Linked DNA regions of Homo sapiens: region 2 is linked to region 1. Evidence: chromatin contacts called from ENCODE Hi-C or POLR2A ChIA-PET data. All regions are on one chromosome and are shown on one strand. Each heading gives the region's core, a stretch centred on a gene start or an enhancer-like site at or near the end of the contact. The rest is flanking DNA. Distances are from core to core; before and after follow the strand shown. Region 1 holds the start of HDHD3 (haloacid dehalogenase like hydrolase domain containing 3). Region 2 holds the start of ATP6V1G1 (ATPase H+ transporting V1 subunit G1).

Evidence for each region. A loop is a pair of places that touch in the nucleus more often than their neighbours do. ChIA-PET counts read pairs that join two places held with the same protein, here RNA polymerase II (POLR2A). Pooled maps may share reads with other maps.
Region 2: a loop to region 1 is called in a map of naive thymus-derived CD4-positive, alpha-beta T cell, with 9 times the contacts of the local background. The contact joins the promoter of ATP6V1G1 here to the promoter of HDHD3 in region 1. A Hi-C loop is called at or near these places in 1 of 168 maps with a recorded cell type or tissue (naive thymus-derived CD4-positive, alpha-beta T cell), 1 of 37 single-sample maps with no recorded cell type and 3 of 50 pooled maps. POLR2A ChIA-PET finds 5 or more read pairs at or near these places in 1 of 52 experiments (WTC11).

What each region holds. Positions count from the first base shown.
Region 1 is chr9:113,375,736-113,382,472 of GRCh38, forward strand. It overlaps HDHD3 (haloacid dehalogenase like hydrolase domain containing 3), which reads right to left and starts at 1,251. Exons shown (of 3, transcript NM_001304509.2): 1 at 994-1,251. RefSeq lists a silencer at 1,103-1,622 and an enhancer at 5,358-5,417.
Region 2 is chr9:114,582,979-114,589,746 of GRCh38, forward strand. ATP6V1G1 (ATPase H+ transporting V1 subunit G1) reads left to right here and starts at 4,791. Exons shown (of 3, transcript NM_004888.4): 1 at 4,791-4,942. The coding sequence starts at 4,861. RefSeq lists enhancers at 234-738, 3,250-4,069, 4,070-4,888, 4,527-4,606, 4,717-5,226.

The DNA of each region.
Region 1 (6,737 bases), core at 1-2,500:
GAGGCTGGTGCAGCTTCTTTCCCCAGACAGAGCTGATCCCAGACAAGGCCGTCCCCTTGAAACCTGAGGGGCCAGAGTTCAAAGTACGGCTAAGTTGATACTTAGGGAAGGGCGTCACTGGTAAATCTGGGGGAGCCTTGGAGGAAGTTTGTCCAGGAAATGAATTAAGGAGACTCATCCAAAGATCCTCTCATTTTGCAGGTGGGTAGACAGAGACCCAGTGAGGGGCAGTAATTTACCCCCAAATCACACAGGGAGTCACATTGGCACAGCTAAGACTAGAGCAGAGGGCTCTGGCTCCTGACCCACGGCTTTTTTTTTTTTTTTTTTTTTTTTTTGAGGCGGAGTTTCGTTCTTGTTGCCCAGGCTGAAGTGCAATGGCGCGATCTCGGCTCACTGCAACCTCCGCCTCCCAGGTTCAAGCGATTCTCCTGCCTCAGCCTCCCAAGTAGCTGGGATTACAGGCATGCGCCACCATCCCCGGCTCCTTTTTTTTTTGTATTTTTAGTAGAGACGGGGTTTCTCCATGTTGGCCAGGCTGGTCTCGAACTCCCGACCTCAGCCTCCCAAAGTGTTAGGATTACAGGCGTGAGCCACTATACCCGGCCGGCTTTTTTTCTTTTTTTTTTTTTTTGAGACAGAGTCTCACTCTGTCACCCAGGTGTACAGTGGTGCGATCTCGGCTCACTGCAACTTCCGCCTCCCGGATTCAAGCGATTCTCCTTCCTTAGCCTCCAGAGTAGCTGGGACTACAGGCGCGCGCCACCACACCTGGCTAATTTTTGTATTTTTAGTGGAGACGGGGTTTCAACTATGTTAGCCAGGCTGGTCTCGAACTCCCGAACTCGTGATCCTCCCCCGCCCCACCCCGCCCCCCGGCCTCCCAAAGTGCTGGGATTACGGTAAAGGCGTGAGCCACCGCGCCCGGCAGGGCTTTTTCGATTTCTAAAACCGCGGGTTTGGGGCTCTGCGCTGCAGGCACGAACTGCTCACCTTTTCTCCCCACCTCCAGGGCTCGGGAAAGGCGAAGTCCAGGAGCCCGGACCTGACGCAGAATGTCTATAGCTGCCGTCGGCAGCGTGAGCTGGGGCGGCGGTCCTAGGGGCCTTGGCCGCGGCCGACCCCTTGGGTCCCCTTCTCAGCTGTAGGGCGTCCACGGCTCCGGGCCGGTTCCTGGGCCCAGGACCCACCTGACTCACAAGGAAGCAGATTGAAAACGCAGCCGCAAGGCCCGCGAGCTCGGGCGGAGGTGCGCAAGCGCCGGGCGGTGGGGCGGGGATCGCGCGGGCCGCCCCTCCCTACCATCCCGACCCGCCTCTGTCCCCGCCCCGTCCCCGCCCTTATCCCCCTCACCTTCGCCCTCTCCCGCCCCATCTCCCGTCGCCCTCGCCGTCCCCTCTCCCTCCTTCGTCTCACTGTGCACCTCTCTGCGCCCCTGTCACCCGCCTTCACTGCGCGCCTCCGTTACCCTGCACCATCTACGCCCCTTATTCCCTCCCCGCACCCTCTGAGGTTCCCCAGCCCGCACCCTTCCGCTCCGCAGCCCCCGTTACCAGCACCTTCTCCGCCCTGTCTGCGCACCCCCTGCCCGCCACACCGCCGCTCCTCACCGCTGTCTCCGCTCCCCATCCCCAACCCCGGCTCCTGGCCTCCTTTGGATCGGGAAACCCCCGAGAAGTACCCAGGTTGAGTGGGAGGAGGGGAGTTGGGACCCAGCCTGGCTTGCTTAGTGTTGTGTGAACCTGGGCAAGGCCCAGCCCCTCTCTGGTCTCAGGGTCCCCAGTTGGTATTGGAGGGAATTGCTTTCAGTTGGAAACTTGTTAAATCCAAGATAACTTGGTGAGGGTAGAGTCCGCTGCAGTAACCTGCTTTTTTATTCTTTCTCTTTTTTTTTTTTTGAGACGGAGTCTCCCTCTGTCGCTCAGGCTGGAGTGCAGTGGCGCGATAGCCCACTGCAACCCCCGCCTCCCAGTTTCTTGCGATTCTCCTGCCTCAGACTCCCCAGTAGCTGGGATTACAGGTGTGTGCCACCACACCCAACTAATTTTTGTATTTTTAGTAGAGACAGGGTTTCGCCGTGTTGGCCTGGCTAGTCTTGAACTCCTGACCTCAGGTGATCCGCCCACCTCAGCCTCCCAAAGTGCTGGGATTACAGGCATGAGCCACCGCACCTGGCCTCTTTTTGTTTTTAAGAACCCTGTGGTACCATCCTGGCTAACACGGTGAAACCCTGTCTCTGCTAAAAATACAAAAAATTAGCCGGGCATGGTGGCAGGTGCCTGTAGTCCCAGCTACTCGGGAGGCTGAGGCAGGAGAATGGCATGAACCCGGGAGGCGGAGCTTACAGTGAGCCAAGATTCTGCCACTGCACAATATTTGCCTGGGCAAAGAGCGAGACTGTGTCCCCAAAAAAAAAAAAAAAAAAAAAGATCCCTGTGGTAAGAGCCTGGAATCCTAACCACTAGACCACCAGGGAGCTTTTTTATTCTTTTGAAGAATAAAAAAAGAGTTTTATCTTTGTTTGCAAAAGTAATGTATGTTGGCTGGGCGCGGTGGCTCACGCCTGTAATGCCAGCACTTTGGGAGGCTGAGGTGGGTGGATCACCTGAGGTCAGGAGTTCAAGACTAGCCTGGCCAACACGGTGAAACCCCGTCTCTACTAAAAATACAAAATTAGGCGAGGTGGTTCATGCCTGTATTCCCAGCTACTTGGGAGGCTGAGGAAGGAGAATCGCTTGAACCGGGGAGGTGGAGGTTGCAGTGAGCCAAGATCAGGCTACTGTATTCCAGCCTGGGTAACAAGAGCAAAACTCCATCTCAAAAAAATAAAAAAATAAAAAAATAATAAATAAATAAGGTATGCATGTAATGCATGTTAGTCTCAAAAAACTAAAAAATACAAACATATGAGAGTTGGCCATGCAGAGGGGAAGGATCTGAGTGATGGTTAAGGGACCCCCTGATGCAAAGGCCTCCAGGCAAGAAAGTTTTTTTTCCGAACCAAAGAGACACTGAGGAACTATAGGAATGTTGCTAGCCAGGGGGTTTGGGCCAAAGAGGCTGGGGAGGTACCGGAGGGGAAGCTTTGAGATACTTCTGTGCCTGTGCTCTGTTCCTCTTTAGTCTCATCACCTTGCACTATGACCTTAGGCAAGACAGGTCATAAGACAGCCCCCACCACCCAGGCCCCTTTGAGAGGGTCTTGCCGCATACCCTGGAGGAAGGAACACTGCACAGAGAGGCCAAGAAGAATCTACACAGATGGGTCTTGGTGGGTTTCTCTATTCAGTCTATTAGCGTTTTGTGCAATCCTGTTTCTACATGTGAAGGGGTGGCCTGCCCCTCCACACCTGTGGGTATTTCTCATCAGGTGGGACGAGAGACTGAGAAAAGAAATAAGACACCGAGACAAAGTATGGAGAAAGAACAGTGGGCCCAGGAGACCGGCGCTCAGCATACGGAGGACCTGCTCTGGCACTGGTCTCTGAGTTCCCTCAGTATTTATTGATTACTATTTTCACTATCTCAGCAAGAAGAATGCGATAGGAGAGCGGGCTGATAGTGAGGAGAAGGTCAGCAAGAAAACATGTGAGCAAAGGAATCTGAGTCACAAATAAGTTCAAGGGAAGGTACTATGCCTGGATGTGCACACAGGCCAGATTTATGCTTCTCTCCACCCAAACATCTCAGTGGAGAAAAGAATAACAAAGCAGCATTGCTGCCAACATGTCTCGCCTCCCGCCACGGCGCGGTTTTTCTCCTGTCTCAGAATTGAACAAATGTATAATCGGGTTTTATACCGAGACGTTCAGTTTCAGGGGCAGGCAGGAGACAGAGGCCTTCCTCTTATCTCAACTTCAAGAGGCCTTCCTCTTTTACTAATCCTCCTCAGCACAGACCCCTCGCGGGTGTCGGGCTGGGGGACGGTCAGGTCTTTCCCATCCCACGAGGCCATATCTCAGGCTGTCACATGGGGAGAAACCTTGGACAATACCAGGCTTTCCAGGGCAGAGGTCCCTGCGGCTTTCCGCAGTGTATTGTGCCCCTGGTTTATCGAGAATGGAGAATGGCGATGACTTTTACCAAGCATACTGCCTGTAAACATTTTGTTAACAAGGCACATCCTGCACAGCCCTAGATCCCTTAAACCTTGATTCCATACAACACATGTTTCTGTGAGCTCAAGGTTGGGGCAAAGTTACAGATTAACAGCATCTCAGGGCAAAGCAATTGTTCAGGGTACAGGTCAAAATGGAGTTTCTTATGTCTCCCTTTTCTACATGGACACAATAACAGTCTGATCTCTCTTTTCCCTACATACACGGCCATGTACACTTCGTTGAACCTAAGCATAAAAATGGACAGTTTCCTCTGTATCTGTGGCTCTTCATTCTGAAGGCTCCCATGTCACAAAAAAACTATGATCAAATAAATGTATATGCTTTTTCTCCTATTAAAAAAAATACAGACATATTCAGGGTTAGGCATAGTGGCTCATGCCTGAAATCCTAGCACTTTGGAAGGCTAAGGTGGAAGGATCCCTTGAGCTCAGGGGTATGAGACCAGCCTAGGAAACAAAGTGAGACCCCATCTTGTTAAAAAATAATAACAGGCTGGGTGTGGTGGCTCACGTCTGTAATTGCAGCACTTTAGGAGGCCGAGACCAGTGGATTACTTGAGGTCAGGAGTTTGAGACCAGCCTGACCAACATGGTGAAACCCCATCTCTACTAAAAATACAAAAATTAGTGGGGCATGGTGGCAGGTGCCTGTAATCCCAGCTACTCGGGAGGCTGAGGCACAAGAATTGTTTGAACCTGGGAGGCAGAGGTTGTAGTGAGCTGACATCACAGCATTGCACTCCAGCCTGGGTGACAGAGCAAGACTCTGTCTCAAAAAATAATAATAATAATGCAAAATACAAACGTGTACAAAATAAAAAGCCAGCCCCCCACCAACACCCAACCTCATTCATTGACCACCTAACATCTGTGGGCTCTGTGTCCCCTGTCCTTCTCTGAGGATTCAGTGGGAAACAAGGTGGTTCCTGCCTGCATGGGGCATGGGAGGGGCAGACAACCATTGAGTAGATAAATAAACAAAGTGATTTCAGAGAGAGAAGTGGAAGCGGTAAAAACAATCATTTTATGAACAGTGACAGGGTATCTCTTTGGATGAGGTGGTCAAGGAAGGAACAAAGATCTGAATGGTGAGAAGGAGGTTGTCAGGTTAAGATCAAGGAAAGTACTCCAGGTGAGGAACCGGAAAGAAGGGTGTGGGGCCTCAGCCTGCTTACTGAACAAGGGCAGTAGCCTTGGGGCAGGGAGAGAAGGGCTTCCCCACCCCATCTCACTCCCCAGGGATTGCTGAGGTGACAGTTTTGGTTATGCTATGACACAGTTTTCTAGCAGCACACAAACATGTATCTAATTTTCTTTCTTTCCTCTCTTTCTTTCTTTCTCTTCCTCCTTCCCTCCTTTCTTTCTTTTTTTTTCATTCTTTCTCTCTGTCTCCCTCCCTCTTTTCTCTCTCTCCTTTCTTTCTCTCCCTCCCTCCCTCTTCTCTCTCTCTCTTTCTCTCTCTCTCTCCTTCCTTCCTTTCTCCCTCCCTCCTCCCTTCCCTTCCCTTTCTTTCTTTCCTTTCTTCTTCCCTCCCTCCCTTCCTCCCTTCCTTCCTCCCTCCCTCCCTCCCTCTCTCTCTCCCTCCCTCTCTCTCTGTCTCTTTCTCTCTTTCTTCCATTTTTGAGACGGAGTTTCACTCTTGTTGCCCAGGCTGGAGTGCAATGGTGCCATCTCAGCTCACTGCAACCTCCACCTCCTGGGTTCCAGCGATTCTTCTGCCTCAGCCTCCCGAGTAGCTGGGATTACAGGTGCCTGCCACCACGCCCAGATAATTTGTGTATTTTAGTAGAGACAGGATTTCATCATGTTGGCCAGGCTGGTCTTGAACTCCTGACCTCAGGTGATCCACCTGCCTCAGCCTCCCGAAGTGCTGGGATTACAGGCATGAGCCACCGAGCCTGGCCCTTTTTTTTTTTTTTTTTTTTTGTGAGACAGAGTCTTACTCTGTCACCCAGGCTGGAGTGCAGTGATGCGATCTGGGGTCACTGCAACCTCTGCCTTCCAGGTTCAAGCAATTCTCCTGCCTCAGCCTCCTGAGTAGCTGGGATTACAGGTGTGCGCCACTGTGCCCGGGTAATTTTTTGTATTTTTAGTAGAGACGAGGTTTCGCCGTGTAGCCAGACTGGTCTAGAACTCCTGACCTCAACTGATCCACCCACCTTGGCCTCCCAAAGTGCCGGGATTATAGGCATGAGCCACTGTGCCTGGCCTAATTTTCTTCCTTTCAACTCTTAAAAACAAAAAAACAAAACTTTCTCCTATGTTCCAAGTTGGTCTGTTCACTGGGTTCAGGCCTGGGAAGAAACACAAAGTGCAGAGTCACAGACTTTGGACCTGCAAGAGAGAGCCCGACTCACTTGCAAAACTGGTTTTGTGTTATAAGCATGAAGCAGAAGTGGGGGTGGGAAGGGCAACTGGGAGACCAGAGGTTCAACTGCATTTCACAGAATCCAAGAATGTCTGATACTGTCTACTTTTCAGGGTCACCGAAAACCTAACCCCTTAGGTTCTGATCCCAGCTCTGCCATCTGTCTGTCTGTGAGCTCTCCATTCAATTGTTTTTCTCTCTGAGCCTCAGTATCCCAATATGCAAAATGTGAATTTTCCCAAAGTGAAC
Region 2 (6,768 bases), core at 3,541-6,040, 1.2 Mb after region 1:
GTCAACATGGGGTCCAGATATCTAAATTCTTGTGAGCAGTGAGTACATTGTAAGCTAGTTACATGTGTTAACTGATTTAATCCTCACAATAACATTATTATACTATTATTAGCTTCATTTTTTTTTTTTTTGAGACAGGGTCTCACTTTGTCACCCAGGCTAGAGTACAATGGCGTGATCACAGCTCACTGCAGCCCTCAACTCCTAGGCTCAAGCAATCCTTCTGCCTCAGCCTCTGGAGTACCTGGGACCACAGGCATGTGCCACCATGCCTGGCTAATTTTTTGAATTTTTTGTAGAGAAGAGGTCTCACTATGTTGCCCAGGCTGGTCTTAAACTTCTGGGCTCAAGCTATCCACCCACCTTGGCCGGCTAACTTCATTTTTAACATACGAGGAGTTGAACCCACAGAGTGGTTCCATTTGCTAAATTACAGGGCTAGGGATTTGAACTCGGGCCACCTGGCTTTCTTACCCAAGGTAGTGAGAGGCTCCACCTACCTTAGTTCTAGCTGAGCTGGGGTGTGTGAAGAACACCCTTGCTGCTTCTCCTTGTTTCCAGCCTGTGTTTGAATAACTACTTCTCAGAATGGAAACACTCCTTTCTTTGATATGCTAATACATTCCTTGGTCAGGGCAGCAAGGCCTGAGATCCACTCTGTTTCCTTCAGACGACTGTCTGAATCTACCCTACTGGCTCAAAACTTTCTCTCAGAGGGCAATGGCTTCACCTTTATTTCCTAGTTATTGTGGGACACCTCCCCAGGGTACATGAGTTCTGACAACAAACACCCACTCAGATCATCGGAAAATCCAAACCAGTCTAAAAATTTCAGAGGCGGGATTGTCTGATTTTTTTCTCTTTACACAATAAACTTTTGAAATGCTACAAGCAAAAAGAATTCTGGAATTTGTAGATATTTAGATGGTTTGAGGGACTGGACTGTTAGAGGAACCCTAATGTGAAGGCTTTTGTTAAGTGGAGCACCACATTTGTAATTCAAACAATCACCCCCTAGCCAGATAAAAATAACAGCTTCCATTTCCTGGCTCTTACTGCAGACTAGAAATTGCAAGGGCTTTACATCTGTCATCATCTCTCTCTAATAACACCTTTATAGAGGTATAATTCACATACTGTACTTTTAAAGTATGCAATTCAGTGTTGCTTTTTTTTTTTTTTTCTTTGGAGAAGGAGTTTCGCTCTTGTTGCCCAGGCTGGAGTGCAATGGTGTGATCTCGGCTCACTGCAACCTCCGCCTCCCAGGTTAAAGCCATTCTCTTGCCTCAGCCTCCCAAGTAGCTGGGATTACAGGTATGCACCACCATGCCCACCTAATTTTGTATTTTTAGTAGAGATGGGGTTTCTCCATGTTGGTCAGGCTGATCTCAAACTCCCGACCTCAGGTGATCCACCCGACTCAGACTCCCAAGGTGCTGGGATTACAGGTGTGAGCCACCGTGCCCGGCCGGGTTTGTTTTTGTTTTTGTTTACTGTATATTCACAAGGGTATGAAACTGTCACCACTAATTCCAGAATGTTTCCATCACCCGAAAAAGAAAACCCATGCCAATTAGCAGTCACTCCCCCATTCCTCTCCCCTCAGCCCCTGGTTAACCACTAATCTATTTTCTGTGTCTATTTGCCTATTCTGGATTGTTCCTATAAACGGAACTGTATAATATGTAGTCTTTTGTGCCTGGCTTTTTTCATTTAGCATATTACCAAGTTTCATCCACGTTGTAGCTTTATTTCCTTTTTATAACCAAATACTATTCTATTGTATGAATATGCTACATTTTATCTACTCATCAGTAGATGGACATTTGGGTTGTTTCCAGTTTTGGGGTACCATCATCTCTTTTAATCTTCATGCCACCTCTAGAAGTGTGTATTGCTGTCTTCCATTGATTGACTGAGTGAACTGTGGTTTCTTTCTTTTGTTCTCCTTTTGTTTATACAGATGGGGCCTCCCTGCATTGCCCATGCTGGAGTGCAGTGGCCATTTACAGGGGCAATCATAGTGCACTACAGCCTCTAATTCCTGGCATCAAGGGATCCTTCTGCTTCAGCCTCCCGAGTAGCTGGGTCTACAGGCATGTGCCACCATGCCCAGCTAATTTTTGTATTGCTAGTAGAGATGGGGTTTCACCATGTTGGCCAGGCTGGTCTGGAACTCCTTACCTTGTGATCCACCCGCCTCAGCCTCCCAAAGTGCTAGGATTACAGGTGTGAGCCACCACGCCCAGCCTTTATTTCTTTATTAAAATGTACTTTAACTGGCTGGTCGGGGTGGCTCACACCTGTAATCCCAGCACTTTGGAAGGCCGAAGCTGGTGGATCACGAGGTCAGGAGTTTAAGACCAGCTTGGCCAAGATGGGGAAACCCCATCTCTACTAAAACTACAAAAAAAATTAGCCAGGCACAGTGGTAGGCACCTGTAATCCCAGGTACTCGAGAGGCTGAGGCAGGAGAATCGCTTGAACCCGGGAGGCGGAGGTTGCAGTGAGCCGAAATCGCGCCACTGCACTCCAGCCTGGGCTACAGAATATCTAAAGAAAAAAAAAAAAAGAAAAAAGAAAAAGAAATAAGGTACATTTGCAGAAGTATAATCACTAACTCTGTCAGATGTTATCTTATGTGTAAAAGAGGCAAGGATTAGTGTAATTTATCCTTTAAGGAATATAGTAACTCAGGCAGGAGACATGTGGGCCCATGTGCTCTATTCTGTTTTATCTTCAAAACTCTTTCCAGTCCTGTTTCTCACATCAGAAAAGGATAGAAATTCTGTTCTTTCCAACCCCACCACGTCAATCAAATGAAAATGTCCTGAGCCATGAATCCAGCTCCTGGAGTGAAGAATCTTTGTATCAAGAAAAATTCTGGCATTATTTTATGTTCTCAGCACTCAGTGGACTCTAAGAGGTCACCTGGTCCTTTCCTCAGCCCAGAGGATTCCGGCAGAAAAGCAGTAGCTCAGAGGTTTTACTCTGCAGCCCTGACTGGATTCAAATACCCTGTCTGTGTGTTAATAGGGGCATGACTTTTGGCTCAGAGACTTTGCGACTCTCTGAGCTTCAGTTTGGTCAATATAAAATGGAATTAGTAACAGTATCAAAGTTAATGTGAGGAGTGAGTGAAGCGATGACAAGGGCCCGTCATACTGTAAACTCAAACCATGGCTTCCTATTTCCCTATTCACGGTGGATGGGGAGATGTCTCCGTGCCAAGTTGACCCCCTCCCCAACTCCGCACACGCTGGTCCTTTTCCCCTAATCATCTCCCACCGCCTCCATCCCCCACTATCCTTTCCTGGGTAACTTCTTATTCTTCAGATCTTATTTTATTTTTTGAGAATTTTTATTATTTATTTACTTATTTATTTTTGAGATGGAGTCTGCTCTGTCACCCAGGCTGGAGTGTAGTGACACGATCTCGGCTCACTGCAACCTCAGCTCCCAGGTTCAGGCGATTCTCCTACCTCAGCCTCCTGAGTAGCTGGGATTACAGGCGCGCGCCACCATGCCCGGATTTTTGTATTTTTAGTAGAGACCAGGTTTCACCACATTGGTCAGGCTGGTCTCAAATTCCTGATCTCGTGATCCGCCGGCCTCAGCCTCCCAAAGTGCTGGGATTATAGGCGTGAGCCACCGCGATTGGCCTATTTTAATTTTTTAATTTTAATTTTTTTGAGACAGTCTTGCTCTGTCGCCCTGGCTGCAGTGCAGCGTCACGATCTCGGCTCACTGCAGCCTCCGCCTCCCGGGTTCAAGCGATTCTCGTGCCTCAGCCTACTGAGTAGCTGCGATTACAGGCGCGCGCCACCACGCCCGGCTAATTTTTGTATTTTTAGTAAAGACGGGGTTTCACCACGTCGGCCAGGCTGGTCTCGAACTCCTCACCTGAAGTGATCCACCCGCCTCGGCCTCTCAAAGTGCTGGGATTACAGGCTCGTGAGCCACTGCGCCTGGCCTTCAGATCTTAAACACCACTTCCTTGGTACAGCATTCAGAGACACCTCCATATTCCTCTCCCCTTACTAAAGGTTCCTTCTTACGGCACCCTGCATTTTTCCTTCATGACTTTATCACAGTTTGTAATTGTCTATTTATTTTAATTAATCTGTCTGTGTCCATAAACTGTGAGCTCCGCCGGGACCTTGTTTGCCCTGCTCTCTGCTATGTCCTCAATATCAACAGTGGACTAGGATCACAGCAGGCTTTCATCAAATATTTATGGGAAACAGTCCAGTCCATTCCTGAACTCGGGTTCAGAAAAGGATAGCGACCTGTCCAAAATCACACAGGTTAGCGGCAGACTTGATCCCGAGTCTCCTAACTGGCAACCCAAGACTCTATCCCCGGAACTGGCAAGAATCTTCCTGAACTACCCCGATAAAATTTTGAGTGCCAAAGAAAGTCCCAGAAAGGGAGTGAGTAGAGCAGTGTGGAGAGTAGGAGGAAAGTGATTTGACTTGGCCCCTCCTCTCTTGACGTTGAGCATACTGCAAACAGACACTATACGTGGCAGGGCGGCTACAGAGTGAACCAGCGACAGGGTAGCCATTAAAAGAGGCCAGGGAGCGGACAGAGGAGTAGAGGGCAGTACTGCGCAGTAGACTGCACAGGCGCAGTCGAGGAGCTCCGCTCCTTTCTCCTCAGCCCCGCCCCGCCCCATTTCTGCCGAATCACAGAAGTTCAAGAGCGGTCAGCTGATGCTACGCTGTGCGGTCACGTGACAACGGGGGCGAAGCGCAGGCGCAAGGAGCAAGCGCAGATTGTGGGCGGCTGTGTCAGCTGACCCAAGGGGCCTTCGAGGTGCCTTAGGCCGCTTGCCTTGCTCTCAGAATCGCTGCCGCCATGGCTAGTCAGTCTCAGGGGATTCAGCAGCTGCTGCAGGCCGAGAAGCGGGCAGCCGAGAAGGTGTCCGAGGCCCGCAAAAGTGAGTTTCAGGGTGGGGCTGCCCGGCGTGGCGCGAGTCGAAGAAAGACCGCTGGGCCTCAGGTGGTGGGTAGATTAGGCCCGAAAAACTGCGGGGTGCGGGCGTGCGTATAGTCGCGGAAGGTTGTGTGTTTCGAAGCTTTGAGGAGCTGAGGCTCTGGAAGGCTTGCGGATCGCCTGGAAGCCACGATGTGAGATGGTAAATTGGGCGTGGAAACAATAATGGGTTACCGTCCTTGGGGCCTGGAGGCATGTGAAATGGGCTCTCCAAACGGAGCTCTTTGTTCTTCTTCTCTCCCACTTAACCGCTCTGGGGTGGTCAGTCTCGGTGAAGGGAGCCAGCATCCACACAGTTGCTTGGTCTAGAAACCTGGAGTCCTGCTTGCCTCTTCTCCCTCCCTCATTTAGTCAGTCGCCAAGGCTTGCGTATCTTTCACTTTTTCCCCCATGTCTACTACCAGCGTCTTAGTCCAGGACACCAGTTTCTCTAAAGGTACTGTAGTTGTCTAAATCGTTGGCGTGTGTGCGTGTGTGTGTTTCTGATATGTGGCAAGCGCAGTGTGTGTGTGTTTCTAACATGTGGCAAGCGCAGTGTGTGTGTGTGTGTGTGTGTGTGTGTGTTTCTGTCTAATATGTGGCAAGCGCAGTGCCCAGTGCATCAGTTGTCTCCCCTAACGTGGCATTCAGTGTCGCAGTGAAGGAAGCAGGTATTGGGTCAGTTAATTAATTGCAGGAGAGATGAGGGCTGGAGTGGAGAAATGTAAGGTTGCTAAAGAATTTAACAGGTGAGTTTAATCTAGACTGGGGAGTGGAAGAACCCGTTCTGGTCCCCTCCAGTCAATCCATTCTCCTCTCTGCAATCAGTCATCCTTCTAAAATGCAAATATGTGACTTCCTGCTGGTAAGGAACAAAATAAATAAATAAGTGCAGATATGATTTCCCTACCGCCTTTGTAGTCAGACGTTTAGTTCCTGCAGAAGAAAGCTCAAATTCCTTAATGAAGTTGGGGAGGCTCTTGTGGGTCAGGCCTGGTGCTTTCCTCCAGCTATACTGAATCGTTGTGGTCCCTCAGAAGCAGCATGATGTCTTTCACCTGCAGGTTTTTGCACACGCTGTTTCTTCTGACGTGAGAAGCCTTTTCCAATTCTCCTCCCCTTTGTTCTCTGACCCTTAGTCTTCCATCAGACCTCAATTTAGGAAACACTTCTTCCCGGGAAGCCTTTCCTGACTCATGCTTGTCCCCCGGACTAGGCTTGGAGTCCCTCCCAAGTGCTGATTTCTGCCACTGCCGTGCAATAACCTGTTTGTTTATATGGCTCAGTCACTAGACTAAGCTTCTGGAGAACAGAAACTATGTCTCATTTAACTTTATGTATCCAGTTTCCCGTCTGGTGAGAAAGATGCTTCTATCCCTATTTTACAGATAGTAAAAATGAGGCTCAGAGAGAAATGATTTATCCATACCCTGGGAAGCAACATAGTTGGGACTCAGAAGCCTCTTTTTCCATGCAAGGCGAAGATACTGATCTTAGTAATTCCTTGGTGTTTCTCCTAGTATAGGAGTTATTCTATCTGACATCCAACTAGATTTCAAGCATGTCTCCTCTACTTGTGCAGTTAGGGGTTGTGTGGTACTTGGAAAGCTTTCTTTGAGGGTGTTGGGAATGAGAAGAAGCCTTTTGTTCTTGCTCCGGTGACTGGAAAGTTCTTTGTTCTTCCCAGAATATTTCCAGTCATGCCCTTGATAGTGTATTTCCAGAATGACTTCTCACAGTTTGTGTTCTGATGGCTCATCAGTAACAGAAGTTGTATCTGTCGGGAGGGAT